Linked DNA regions of Homo sapiens: regions 1 and 2 are each linked to region 3. Evidence: chromatin contacts called from ENCODE Hi-C or POLR2A ChIA-PET data. All regions are on one chromosome and are shown on one strand. Each heading gives the region's core, a stretch centred on a gene start or an enhancer-like site at or near the end of the contact. The rest is flanking DNA. Distances are from core to core; before and after follow the strand shown. Region 1 holds the start of SLC22A5 (solute carrier family 22 member 5). Region 2 holds the start of SLC22A4 (solute carrier family 22 member 4). Region 3 holds the start of HSPA4 (heat shock protein family A (Hsp70) member 4).

Region 1 (4,583 bases), core at 251-2,750, 680 kb after region 3:
GCAGATCACGAGGTCAAGAGATCGAGACCATCCTGGCCAACACGGTGAAACCCCGTCTCTACTAAAAACACAAAAATTAGCTGGGCGTCGTGGCTCACAGCTACTCGGAGACTGAGGCAGGAGAATCACTTGAGCCCGGAAGGCGAAGATTGCAGTGAGCCAAGAACGCACGACTGCGAAGGTTGCAGTGAGCCAAGAACACACGACTGCGCTCCAGCCTGGTGACAGAGGGAGACTCTGTCTCAAAAAAAAAAAAGACTGACAACTGACCATGGGAAAAGGCAAACAATTACTTACAGGGCATGACCAGATTGTCGTTTTTGGGTTGTGGACGGTAGGGGAAGGAGTAACTAGAGGAAAAAGGGAAGAGGCAGTTGTATACACATGCTTTATTTAACTTTTAAAAGTTCAGGAAAGAGAAGTATTTCTTCTCTTCTAAAAAGAAATCAAGAGACTAGAGGAAAAACGGGATAGCCCCTGGCCCAAGTCCTGGCTCTGCTACTTACCACCCCCAACCCCAACTAGAGTAAGTCCTGGACACACAGGGCCATAGAGCATCGCCCAGGGACCGCCAGGACCTTCCTGGTACCCTCTTCAAAGTGGCCATCAGGACGGGAGGCCAGACTGACCACCTGTGCAGGGAGGAGCACACTGTGGCTGGAGGTCACCTCGTGAAGCGTTCCCAAGCCACCTGGCTGGAGGGTCTCCATCGCTAGGGTGTTGACCGTTGGGGGAGGGGGAGTGACAGCGTCCAGTGCGCATCTGGGAGAGAGGAGCTCGGGTTCAAGGACCGCGACAGGTCCTCCGAGCCCTGGTCTCAGCCCCAGCAGGGGCCGGCACCCACCTCGGTCACAATGGTGGACAGGTAGACGTCCTGACTGAACTCCCAGCCATCCAGACAGCTCTCCTGCTCCAGCTGCCCCAGGTCCACGTCGCGCCCCGGCTCCAGCCCAAGCGCCGAGAAGTTGGCGATGGTGGCGAGCCGGTAGCGGCGGCAGCTGTGGGGCACCTCGCGGCCGTCCCGCAGCCGCAGTGGGACAGTGTGGTTGCGCCAGGCGCTGCTCAGGTTCGCGGCGTCCGGCACCCGGCAGCGGTGCTCCGGGGTCGCTATCAGGAACACGGAGGACAGGCCGGTGAAGCCATTGGGGATGATGCTGGCGCTGAGCAGGAAGAAGATGAGGCGCTGGAAGGGCCCCCACTCGCCCAGGAAGGCGGTCACCTCGTCGTAGTCCCGCATGCCGCCCTCAGAGGCCCACAGAGCGCGGCCTGGGGTCGGGGAACGCGGCGGGCTTTGCGCGTGCGCGCGGGGCACCCGCCGCCGACCAGGCAAGCCAGGCAGCAGGCGACCCAAGACCGTCCGCGGAGGGTAGGCTCGCGAGCTGACACCGCCGCCTTGGTCCTGCCGCGGCTGGCCTTACATAGGGCGCACGACCAGGGAAGGTTGCGGGCCTGGGCCGCAAGGCGCGCCCCGCTGGCAGGCAGAGCGGCGCCGGCGAAGGCGGAGCTGGGGCGGGACGCGAGGGCGCGGGGCGGGCCGGGAGTGCACCTGAGGCCCGGGCGGGGCCTGTCCTGGGGACCTGGCGAGGCCCGGCCTCTGCCAGCCAAGCCTGCTGGGGACGACCGAGGTAGCCCGGGCTCGGCTTAGGAAGGCAGCGGGACTCGAGGCCTTGGGGTCCGAGTCCGAACTCGCTCCTCTAGCGCCGGGCGGGGAGCGAGTGGGAGAGCGGCCGCGAAGCTCCAGTGTTGAAAACGCACCCCTCCCAGCTTTTTGCAAGGCCTACTTGGGGGCGGAGGTAAGGAGAAAGTCACTGGCCCAGGGTCTCACAGATAGTTGCTCTTGACACCGCCTAATCTTATAAGAGGGACGGGGATTATTTTGAACCTGGGACTGTTAACTACCCTAGTAGAGAGGCTGGGAGCTATGACTTTTCATTCTAGTCCAGATGCCCTTTCCACATTTTCGTCTGTAACAAGCCATTTTGTTCATGCAGATGTAAAAATTTAACTTCACGATTAACGATCCTAGCCTAGGGTTAAATATTCCCCACAGATTAGTTATTTCCGTGCAGAGTTTATTCAGAAGCTAACTGGAAAAAAAAAAAAAGCAGCGAGGTGATTCTAAAGCAGCAATGTTCCATAGGATAAGGAGCTACATTTGTTATGTTAACTTTTCTAGTAGCCATATTAATAAAATTGCCAGATTTAGCAAATAAAAATATAGGACTCCTAGTTAAATTTGAATTTCAGATATAGAATGAATAATTTTTAAATATTATGTCCCAAGCAGGAATATATAAAATAAAAATGTAACTGGTTGTCCTGTATTTTATTGGGCAATGCTGCATATTTAAAAAGTAAAAATAAAAGATGAAATTAACTTTAATGGTATATTTAATCAAGTATATCCAGAACATGATCATTTCATCATATAATCAATATAGAAATTATTGATATTTTACATTGTTATATGTAAATCATTGATCTTTTTTTCCCCTCCTCATACTAAATCTTAAGAATTCAGTGTGTTTCACAGGTTCTCAGGATTTGAAAAAAAAAAAAAAAGGAATCCAGTGTGTATTTTACAGCACATTTCAATTTGGACTAGCCACACTTTTTATTTTTTAATATTTATTTATTCATTTATTTATTGGAGACACGGTCCCACTGTGTCACCCAGGCTAGAGTGCAGTGGCACAATCATAGCTCACCGCAGCCCTGAACTCCTAAGCTTAAGTGGGCCTCCTGCCTCAGCCTGCTGAGTAGCTAGGACTACAGGCACATGCCACCGTGCCCAGCTAATTTTTTTATTTTTTTTATTTTACAGAGACAAGGCATCCCTGTGTTGCCCAGGCTGGTCTCAGACTCCTGGGTTTAAGCAATCCTCCCACCTCAGCCTCCCAAAATGCTGAATTACAGACGTGAGCCACTATGCCTGGCCAGACTCATTTTTTAAGTGCTCAGTAGCCACATGTAGCTATTGGTTATCTTATTGGACAGCACCATTCCTAAGGCCTTTAAGAATTTGGGCTGCTAAACTTAACAATGCAAGATATTCCTTTTTAAAATAGTAGTGGCTTAGTGATAGAAACAGAACTAAGTGTATATTTTTACAATATAATGTGTTGAGTAAAGAATATTTAATAGTCACTATATTATGAGTTGAAAATAAAGCTACAGAAAGGGAACCTAACCTGGCCAGCAGATTTTTAACAAGGAAATCTAAACATTTGCATAAAGCATAATAGACTTAAAAAAATTATGATAAAGATGTTATCACAGGACTTGTTTGTTTCTTTATACTTACTATTCACTATTCTTACTTCCTGAAGATGGATGGTTATACCTTCAGCAATGTACTTAAATCCTTCTAACATCTTATGTGAAGTTATAGTTCTTATCTAGAACTAACTGAAAAAGAAAGCAAAGCTTCTTGAAAATAAACTCCTTTTTTGTGTGCTAAAATATTATTTTAATGCTTCAAAAGAAATGAAAGCTTTTATGAGAAGAATGTTGACCTCTGTCCAGACCAAACAAGATGAAGAAGTCTTATTTTAACATTTGAGAAATATCAGTTGGGCATCAGATAACATTCCTGAAAGGGACTGAAAACAATGCAGTATACTACAAAAGAAGCTGCATATCCTTAGGAAGAAAAGAAACTATTTGTCATAGATGGCTTGTCCACATGCGCAAAGCAGAGAGCAACCTAAGATGGTGCCGTCCAGTTCCAGGTGCACTGTGATTACTATCTGAATGCCATTACTATTTAAATTGCATTTTTTTTTTGAGACAGGGTCTCCTTCTGTCACCCAGGCTGGAGTGCAGTGAGGTGGTCTTGGCTCACTGCAGCCTCAACCTCCTGGGCTCAAGCAATCCTCCCACCTGAGCCTTCCAAGTGCCTGGGACTACAGCCACGCGCCGCTACACCCAGCTATTTTTTTTGTATTTTTGGTAGAGACAGGGTTTTGCCATTTTGGCCAAGCTGGTCTCAAATTCCTGACCTCAAGTGATCCCCCCGTCTTGGCCTCCCAAAGTACTGGGATTATAGGTAGGAGCCACCATACCCAGCCTTAAATTTCATCTTTTAAAAGAGAAAGAGAGCTTAGAATCTTAATCAGTTACCTGAGGCCCTTTATCCTGCAATATTCTGAATTGGGATGTTCCTATTTTACATATTAAAAAATGTAAAACTGATTTATATGGTAGATAACCCTACAGTTCAGGGCTAGAACTTTAGATTAAATGCATTCATACCCTGGCAGATGTGGTAGCTTGCCTCCAAGATGGCACCCAATGAATGATCCCTGTACCAGGATTGGTCTATGTGACCAAAAGCATACAGCATTAGTGATGATACTTATATCACTTGGGTAATTACATTATAAAAGATGTCCATCATGGGTGTTCTTTTCCCTTTCTCTTGCTCAGAGACAAGCAAGCTGTCATGTTATAAGCAGCCCTTTGAGGGGTCCATGTGATGTCAAGGAATGAAGTCTCTAGCCAACATTTAATGAGGAACTGAGGCCCACCAACAACCTTGAGTGAGCTTGGAAGTAGCTCCTTCAGCATCAGTTGGGTGTCGA
Region 2 (4,908 bases), core at 2,321-4,820, 760 kb after region 3:
CAACAACACTTTTTTAGAGGTGGGGTCTTGCCCTGTCACCCAGGCTGGAGTGCAGAGATATGGTCATAGCTCACTGCAACCTCAAACTCTTGGGCTCAAGTGATCCTCCTGCCCCAGCCTCCTGAGAAGCTGGAACTACAGTCACATGCCCTCATGCCTGGCTAATTTTTTATTTATTTTTTGTAGAGATGGGGTCTTACTATGTTGCCCAGTGCTGTCTTGAACTCCTGCCCCCTAGCAATCCTCCTGCCTCGGCCTCCCAAAGTGGATTTCTGGGTGTTTTTTTTTTCTTTTTGTAGTAACTATTTTTAAGGGTACAAAGTGGTACCTCCTTATGATTTTCATTTGCATTTCCCTAGTGATTAGTGATGTTGAGCCTCTTTTCATCGCTTGTACCCCCAATTTATAGACAAGGAAACTGAGGCTTTCATCAGTGATGTAACCTGCCTGGAGTCAGCCAGGTGGTTGGCAGTGGAGTCAAAACTGGCCCTCTACTGAGTCTGACTCCAGAACTCTGTGTGCTGCCGCCCCTCTGGGGGAGAGCCATCCATCCATCCTGCTTACCCTGGTACTTGCTTCCTTCCCTCCTCCTCCCAACCACCAGAGCCCAGTTTTTTGTTGTTGTTGTTGTTTGTTTGTTTGTTTTGAGACACAGTCTGGCTCTGTCACCCAGGCTGGAGTGCTGTGGTGTGATCTCAGCTCACTGCAACCTCCGCCTCCCAGGTTGAAGTGATTCTCCTGCCTTAGCCTCCCGAGTAGCTGGGACTACAGGGGTGCACCACCACTCCCAGCTAATTTTTGTATTTTTAGTAGAGACGGGGTTTCACCATGTTGGCCAGGCTGGTCTCAAACTCCTGACCTCAAGTAATCTGCCCGCCTCAGCCTCTCAAAGTACTGGGATTACAGGCGTGAGCCACTGTGCCCAGCCCCTAGTTGCTTTTTATTTTACTTCCACCACTCAAAAAGGAAGCCAGGAAGGGAAAAGCTGCCAAAAAAAGCAAATCCTGGTGCATGTGTGTGAATGTGTGATGATGTACATCCTTAGAGGTCCCTGTGAACAGCGTACAACATGAGTAGCTATGGACTTGGAGGCCAGCAGCTACTCACCCCTCACGCCCTACAGTGAACAAAACCAGCGAGCAATGGAAAAGCAGACAGGTCAGCCCAGCTGCCAGGGAAGGCTGCCACTCATGGGTCCAGCCTCCATAACAGGCACTGATAACACTTCCAGGAATCGACGCGGGATGAGCTGGCCCCCAGTCTCAGCTGCTCCCAGGCCATGCTGTGGGCAGGGAGTGGGCAAGCACTAGAGCCCCTGCTAGGGAAGCAAATCCAGAGAAGCATGGCCACCTTAGGGCCCAGGGTAGGTATGGTGCCAATGCTGGGGGATCCAAAGGCAGTCCCTGGGCTGAGCCCACTTCCCACAGGTGCCACAGATTCGACAACCACCACGCCTGGCTGGCCACCATTCTCTTGCAGAGGAGAGTTTCAAAACTTCCTCACTGGTCTTCTTGTTTATCATAGCAGCTAGAGTGAGCTCTTTCCAAAAGCACGAACCTGGCCTTAGAATGCTTACTATTTTCTCACTGTCCTCCGAATAAAGTCAGCTCCTCAGTATACATAGAAGGCCACTATGAACTAGCCCTTGTGGCCATTTCTAGTCTCATTTGTCATATCTGTCATCCCTTGAGTTCCAGCCACTCCGATATATGAGAATTCCATTACCTGAATTTCCCATACTCTTGCCTAGACAGGTCTTGCTCACATTTTCAGAATCAGCTAAAATCATATCACCCCTTCTTGGAGTATTTCCTCCACCTATTGTCCCACAGAGAGGGTGATTTATTTATCCCAGGTCACATAGCAAGCAAGGCAGGACTTGAATTTGGGTTCCAGAACCCTATTGCTAACCAGGGTTAATGTTAGCCTTCTCAGTAACACAGCCAGTGTGCCCCATGGGCATCTGAGGGTAGGCTCCACACACCAGATGTCCACACCTTAGTGCTCAGCACAAGGCCAGACACAATGTCTGATGACCGCTATACCGTGCTGAGGGAAAGGGATAAGGGACTAGCAGAGGCCACTCAGGTTTTTCTTGGGAGGAGCATGAGGCAGAGGAGGGACTAGCAGCAGGGAAATCCTACCTGCCTGACCAATAGCAGGCAACAGCTCCATGAGGATGCTCTCCTCAGAAGAAAGGTGTATCCTGACCCAGGTCCTTACCAGATGTGAAGCAGCAAAAGCGGGAGAAGTGTGTGTGCATCCTCATTCCTGGAACTTAGAAAACCTGCCACTAACCACGCAGGGTGCTGAGGGGCTACAGCCCCTGCCTGCCAACTCACCCTGTGCTCAGAGAGGTCCCTGAGGGCCAGGGCTTCCAGCTGGGGTTTCGCCTTCTGTGCTTCCTTGCACCCAATGAGCCTCAGGAGGCCATCTGCTGTCTTAGAGAAACTGGGGCCTCAGGAAAGGACCCCAAACCTCACAAGTATATGGTACGGCAGTACACCTCCTGATGCCTCCAGAAGTCTGTGGCCAGGGAACAGACAAGATTTGGCCCCGCCCTGCCCAGTAACAAGGTCCCTCACACCCCTCCTCCCATGCCTGGCAGGAAGGTGACTCAGGCAGTGCGTCTGGGTAGCCTGGGGCTGCGCTTCCCCCAACGCAACATCTAGGTTCTTAGGAAACTTCATTTGTTGTGAAAATCGGAAATGAAAAGACAGTTGGTGACAAACTCCTTTCTCCATCACCTCCTTATTGGACAGAAACGACCCAGGAATGCGCCTCGCGTGAGTCCTATTCTTTCTTGGGGTGCACACCCGCTGCTGGAAGTATGAACAGCAGGTTTGAGGGGGAGGGGAGCGCTGACCCGGGCACTGCGCAGGGAGTCTCAAGGGGGGCTGACGCAGAGGGAGGGTCAGGCACTCCCGGGTCAACGGTCTCGGCCTGGCACCCACCTCGGTCACGACGGTGGACAGGTAGACGTCCTGGCTGAACTCCCAGCCATCCAGGCAGCTCTCCTGCTCCAGCTGCCCCAGGTCCACGTCGCGCCCCGGCTCCAGCCCGAGCGCCGAGAAGTTGGCGATGGTGGCGAGCCGGTAGCGGCTGCAGCTGTGGGGCACCTCGCGGCCGTCCCGCAGCCGCAGCGGGACACTGTTGTTGCGCCAGGCGCTGCTCAGGTTCGCGGCGTCCGGCACTCGACAGCGGTGCTCCGGGGTCCCCGCCAGGAACACGACTGACATACCATTGAAGCCATTGGGGATGATGCTGGCGCTGAGCAGGAAGAAGATGAGGCGCTGGAAGGGCCCCCACTCGCCCAGGAAGGCGATCACCTCGTCGTAGTCCCGCATGCTTCCCACTGCCGCTCCGAAACTTGCAACTACGGGTGATGACAGCGTTCTCAGGACAGTGTCTTGTAGCTGGGGCGCTCCCCAAGGATGTTAGAACGTTCCCGGGGGACAGGCAGGCTGTTAGAAATTGGGGCGCGAAGCCGGGGACCGTTCCTGGGAAACAGGCTGAAGGCGTTGGAGCGTTCCCGGGAGCTCGCGCTGAGCTTGATGCCACTGTACACTTGGGACCACACCCCCATCCCCGGCCGGGCGCGGGGAAGGGGAGGGCGGCCCAGCCCGGGAGGCTGGGCTCCCGGCTGTCTCCGCCCTGTGCTTCGCGCGCCCGCCCGCCCCCAAGGACCTGACGGGGGCTTCCAGGCTGGGCTCAGCCATTCCGCCCGCGTGCCGGGGAAGAAGCTCGTTCTCGGTTGTCCCCAGCCACCCCCGAGCGCTGATTCCCAGACCTGGGCCCCACGTGGGAGGGCGGGCGCAAGGGAGGAGCCGAGGCCAGAGAGCGAGTTCTCGGAGGGGTCGGCCCTCGATCTGCTCGGGCCGCGTGGCCCCGGGCCCAGACCCCAGCAGGGTTCCCTCCGCGGTCTCCTCCAATCTGGAGGCTGAGCTTAGGCTGCCACGCGTGGGGCGCGGAGGGGCGAGTCAGTGGAGTCGGTTCCCGGGAAACTTCTGGGGGCGGCAGAGCGACAGGAGCGCGCCCTCTCCTGTGGCGCCTCGCGCAGGCGGCTGGCACACGCCGACAGGGAGCTCATTTCCCAACAGTCCTAGCAGAGCTGAATTCGGTCACCCCTGGCGGCGCCCGGACAGCGTCCTCAGGACAGCCAGGACCCTCATCTTGCACAGGGAAAACAGGCCCACAGCCTGGAAGGGATGAGCAAGGTCACACTACGTCAGAGATGGGCCCGGATCGGAGGGAGGGGCGGGGGCAGGAGACAACCGAGTGCCCGGGAGGCGAGTTTCCTCCCCCGCACGCCGGCGTAATGGCTGAGCCCAGCCTGGAAGCCCCCGCCGGGTCCATGGGCGGGCGGGCGCCAGGACATGGAGCCTGCGCATTGCGGGAGCACAGTCATGGAGGCACTGTCGTCACGCTGGGTTCTGATTTTGAGCCCCTTGCTCTCCTCACGCCCCCAGGGCCCTTTATCGCGGCAGGCTGTCAGAGCTTTCTCCGACTGGAAGGCTTTCTGTTAGCAGAAGGGCCTGCCCCCAGTCCAGGAACAGAGGGAGGGAGGGAGAGAGAAGTAGGAGATCCGATTTGGCGCTCAGACCCGGCAGGGTAACCAAAGCAGGGACCACAGCCTCCCTTTTTTTGGCTCAGTGCCCAGACCTAAGGCCCTTCTGCTGTTGTGTGAGCTAGCCCGGGCCTGGAGCCTGAGCCCTGGGGTTCACGAGGCAGATAAAATTGACAGGGTGAAGAGCTCACCTCTTTGGAGATTTTGCACGAGTGTGTTTGTTTCCCCAGGCTCCGATTAAGAGGCGGAGGGACATTTCTGCCTCTTTTTGTGTAGCTTCCAGTCTGACCCCTCCTCTTAGGAGGACTTCCCACCCCCTTGGAACCTCAGTTTCCTACCTG
Region 3 (4,690 bases), core at 1,711-4,210:
TAAAAGAAAGGATAGGAACACTGTTCTTCCCCATACTTGGGATTCTCTTCCTGTGCGCCCTTTGGAACTAAAGCGTGTTCAATCACAGGGCAGGAAAGGACCAAAACACTAAATACATTAACTCAGCGCTTTAGCCTTTTCAGTTCCTTAGGGGAGACATTTTATAGACCAAGAAAACACGGATACAAAGATATTCTCAAATACTAAAATGCTTAAAAACAAACTTTAATGCTTAAAAAAAAACTTCAGGGCACAATACACTTCCCTGGAGATGCCAAGTTAGACTACCCATTGTTAAAAAGTACAAATAGGGAAAATAAACTGCTAAAGGGCACAGGGCTTTGGGGGAGTGATAAAAATGTTCTAAAATTGATTACAGTAATGGTTGCACTGTTTTGTGACTACACTAAAAACGATCACTTCATCTGGTTAAATTGTATAGTATATGAATTAAACCTTAATAAAGCTGTGCCAGGTGCGGTGGCTCACTCCTGTAAACCCAGCACTTTGGAAAGCCGAGGCAGGCAGATCACTTGAGGTCAAGAGTTCGAGCCCACCCTGGCCAACATGGTGAAACCCTGTCTCTACTAAAAAAGACAAAAATTAGCCAGGCGTGGTGGCGCACACCTGTAATCCCAGCTACTCGGGAGGCTGACGCAGGAGAATCGCTTGAACCCAGGAGGCGGAGGCTGCAGTGAGCCGAGATTACGCCACTGCACTCCAGCGTAGGGAACAGAGTAAGACTCCTTTTCTCAAAATAAATAAATAAATAAATAAACCTTAATAGGGCTGTTAACAAGACTAAACTCAGCAAAGGGACAGCAAACTACCGTTTTGGCTTCTGGGATGAGTTTTCAGGGGAAGCACCTGGGTTAGGAGGTGGGGGGTGCGGAAATTTGACAAGTGGAAAGGAAATGTGAGACTTCTGAACAATCTAGTTTCGCTGAAACCTGCTGAAGAAATGTGACAAAAATTGAGGGTGAAAATAATGGACCTTAGAATTGAGCCCCTGGGGCCGGGCACCGTGACTCACGCCTGTAATCCTAGCACTTTGGGAGGCCGAGGCGGGAGGATCACTTGAGGTCAGGAGTTCGAGACCAGCCTGGGCAACTCGACAACACCCCGTCTCTACTAAAAATACAAAATTTAGCCGGGCATGGTAGCACGCGCCTGTAATCCCAGCTCCTCAGGAGACTGAGGCAGGAGAATCGCATGAACCCCAGAGGCCGAGGTTGCAATGAGCCGAGAGCATGCCACTGCACTCCAGCCTGGGGCGACAGAGCGAGACTCCATCTCAATCAATCAATAACAAGTGAGCCCCTGGGCAGGGCACGGTGGTTCATGCCTGTAAGCCCAGTACTCCAGAAGGCCGAGGCTGGAGGACTGCTTGAGTCCAGAAGTTCGAGACCATCCTGAGTGACATAGTGAAACCCGATTTCTACTAAAAATAAATAAAATTAGCCAAGCATGGTGGCGCACGCCTGCAACGCCAGCTACTCAGGAGGCTGAGGTGGGAGAATCACCTGAGCCAGGAGCCAGGGAGGTCGAGGCTGCAGTGAACCAAGATCGCACCACTGCACTCCAGCCTGGGCAGCCAGAGTGAGACCCTGTCTGTCTCAAAAAAGAAAAAAAAAAAAAAAAAAAGAAGAGAGACCCTGAATGGCAAATAATACAGAACTTCTTACAAGATTTTGTCTAAGAACACGACAACGGATTAAAATGTATCTACAAGTATTCAAAAGGCAGACACTGTAACCAGTGAAAGACCTGAGTGACCCACCATTTTTTAGAACTGTGTCTATGCTGGTCCCAAAACTTACTATGGGTTCTAGAAGTCAAGGCGGGCCCTTGAGCCACTAACAATTGTGGCCAACACACTGGTTAGAATGCATTATCGTTAAAGTGCAACCCTATTGAGGGGTTAACGCGCACAAAACAGAGAGTGACCCAATATAGCACAATATCCCGAAATAATGTGGAAAACAAAAGCGATTGCAAAGTTATCATAAGAGCACCGATTTTATTAAATTCCTATCCGTGCCAACCCAATCTCAAGACCCCGAGTCCATCCGGAACCCGTGCCTGAGGCTGCTCCAGCTCGCTCTCTTCCGGGCGCTGCCCCGCCCCCACTCACGTGGGACGCTGACCGCTCCACGGTCTCGCGGCTGGCAAGCCCCAGAACCCGTTCGATTCAACTATTATTAAGCGCCTGCTGTGTGCAAAGTTCTGAGCTTTCTGTTGGACTCAAAAGACTCAGTACGACCTGGGCCTGGTCTCTGCCCTCAAGAAAAGGACCGCGATCCGTTTACATCCTAGGCCTGCAGTCCTTCCAGTTCCTACCCGTGCCCTCCGCTGGTCCGAGTACCGGCCAGAAGCCTTTCTTCGGCCGACGGGCCACCGGGGAAAAGGCCCTCGCGCTTAGCACACACCCACGCTCATAGTGGGCCGCGGCCCCTAGTGTCCTAATACCTACTGGGGGTCCCTGACCTACCGGGACCTCGGCTCGGAACGGAGGCGACTCCTCGGCCCGCGTTCCCCAAGCAGCGAGGGTCCCAGACTGGAACAAGCATTATCTCCTAACCCCAGTGCACGCGGCAGGCCCGGCCCACACTTACGGCGTGCAGCGGTCGCTATACTCATTAGCGATAGTCTCGATGCCGCCGGCGCGGGCCACAGCGACGTAGCAGCTCTGGAAGCCCAGGTCTATGCCCACCACCGACATGGCGCCGGCTACTGCTCGGGCTCGGGCCCGGGTCCGGCCACCGAGACAGGACACGGACCCCCGGCGGGGCTAGCGAGTGGAAAGCAGGCCTCTTGGGCCGAGGCTACTGAGGGGCTTGCGGTGTCCACGCGAGCGCCTAAGTCCTTCCAGTGGGTACTGCAACCGAGAGCGCTGCTCAGGCCGGCTCCGGCTCAGTGGCCGCAGAGGAGGCGCCGGTAGCGGGGGCGGAGAAGATCTCGAAAGATCTCGTTGCGACGAGAGCGGAGCCGCAGCACCAGAGCTACGAAAGAACGGGATGTTCTCGCGATATCCCGGCTCAGGCGCTTTTCCCCTTGAGGCCCCGCCCCCAGTACGTCTGAATACGTCACGTCCTGGCTCGAGAACCTGGGAAAGGACTGGGTGGCTGAAAGATGGCTGGAAAGCGCATTTAGCCAACCGAGCCTGCGCATGGAACCTGCGGCGCTGCACAGCTGCATAGAGATGTGGAGCACCTCCCTTTACCGTAGAAAGTAGGCGAGCCAGCTCGAGGCACTATACTGAGGAAGCGCTGCGGCCTACTTCCGCCGTTTTTCTTAACATCAAAGAAACTTCCGGTAGTGGGGTGTCTTGCATTCCACCGTGTCGGTGCCCCAGAATGAGACGCAAGCTGATCTGCAGATCCCGCAGGGTGCCTTCTGCTCTTTTCGGGGCAGGTTGGCCGGTAGGGGAGAAGGCCGCCATTGGAACGCGGCCTTTATGTCGGGTTCTCTCAAGAGTCTAAGATCGCACCCTCACCAGCGGAGGGAAGGAGCCCACTCCCAGCCACACCGCTTTGTTTTCTTTCGCTTAGCCTTGTTGCGCCGTTCTCTAAGCCACTCATGTCCTTAGATCAGATTGAGGGGCCCGCAGGATTTAAGCCTTTAATCCACAGCACATTCCAAGCACCTACCCGGTGGTAGGCCCTAACAAGGAACACAGGCAAGTGACACGCTGCCTGGCCTGAAAGGTCCGCTCAGACCTTTACATGAAGTTAATAAATGTTAAGCTTCAGGGCCCCTCGCTTGTATGGCCTCCTGGGAGAATAGATAGTTGCTGAGTTGTGGAGAGGGGAAGCCAGCTTGAGATTAGGAAGCAAATCTATGTAAGCATTTCTAATAAATTACCCAGAGAGATCTAAGGAGAATCTGAATCTCCAAGTCTCTAGTAATGTGTTGTGATTTGTCGTTTTAATTATTTGTTTTGTGTATTTGTAGGGCCCCCCAATGGTATATAAGTTTCACCTCTGCAAAACCTGGATCATCCCCATCATGAGGGTGGCTAAACAAGTAAAGGTGACCCCAGTACAGAATGGCGAGTGCTATATGCACAGAATGGTGGAGACTAGGACAACTTCCCAGAAAAGGAAAAGGCTGTGTTCAAGTTTGGAAAACTAGCAATAGAGACCATAGTTTAAGGACTAAAAAGAAATTCTCCGTTGCTGGAGGGTACATCATGAGTTGAAGGTCTCAAGGCTAGAGTACCTGCCCTTCAGCCATTTTAAAAGTGAATGAGCAAAGAAGAAATTACATTGCCCTGGTATGCCCTTCCCTTTAAATACCTGCATTTCCTGCCACCTCCGGAGGTACTTCACTCTATAGGAGCAACCCCAAACCCGGGTTGATTACCATTAAAACTTGCAAATGGCCACACTGTTCTCACATTTTGCCTAACTAAAACCTGTTAATTCTTCAAAGACAAGTACCAGGTGCTACCTGTAAAAGGGTACTGGGAATAAAAAGAGTAGAGGCAGCCAGGAACAGCCTTTGGAAAAACGAGAGCAGGGACATATTTGTACATTGTATACCCATGTTCATAGTAGTTTATTCACGGTAGCTAAAAGGAGGAAACAATCCACATGTCCATTGACAGATGAATGAGTTTTCTAAATTTAGTGTATACGCGTAACAGTACATTATACAGCTTTGAAAAGACAAAGGAATGAAAGTCTGA

What was found. A loop is a pair of places that touch in the nucleus more often than their neighbours do. ChIA-PET counts read pairs that join two places held with the same protein, here RNA polymerase II (POLR2A). Pooled maps may share reads with other maps.
Region 1: a pooled map shows a loop between it and region 3 (7-fold over the local background). The contact joins the promoter of SLC22A5 here to the promoter of HSPA4 in region 3. A Hi-C loop is called at or near these places in 7 of 50 pooled maps. POLR2A ChIA-PET finds 5 or more read pairs at or near these places in 5 of 52 experiments (GM12878, PC-9, RWPE1 and 2 more).
Region 2: a loop to region 3 is called in a pooled map, with 23 times the contacts of the local background. The contact joins the promoter of SLC22A4 here to the promoter of HSPA4 in region 3. A Hi-C loop is called at or near these places in 9 of 50 pooled maps. POLR2A ChIA-PET finds 5 or more read pairs at or near these places in 3 of 52 experiments (H1, activated B cell and naive thymus-derived CD8-positive, alpha-beta T cell).

What each region holds. Positions count from the first base shown.
Region 1 is chr5:132,366,627-132,371,209 of GRCh38, reverse strand. SLC22A5 (solute carrier family 22 member 5) reads right to left here and starts at 1,500. Exons shown (of 10, transcript NM_003060.4): 1 at 845-1,500. The coding sequence starts at 1,237. It overlaps MIR3936HG (MIR3936 host gene), which reads left to right and starts at 1,294. Exons shown (of 8, transcript NR_110997.1): 1 at 1,294-1,366; 2 at 4,429-4,583. RefSeq lists a silencer at 1,298-1,617.
Region 2 is chr5:132,293,056-132,297,963 of GRCh38, reverse strand. It overlaps SLC22A4 (solute carrier family 22 member 4), which reads right to left and starts at 3,570. Exons shown (of 10, transcript NM_003059.3): 1 at 2,955-3,570. The coding sequence starts at 3,347. RefSeq lists silencers at 3,403-3,452, 3,523-3,882 and enhancers at 4,113-4,162, 3,979-4,597.
Region 3 is chr5:133,050,283-133,054,972 of GRCh38, reverse strand. It overlaps HSPA4 (heat shock protein family A (Hsp70) member 4), which reads right to left and starts at 2,960. Exons shown (of 19, transcript NM_002154.4): 1 at 2,616-2,960. The coding sequence starts at 2,722. RefSeq lists enhancers at 784-1,746, 2,985-3,164, 3,355-3,404, 3,475-3,524, 2,711-3,673.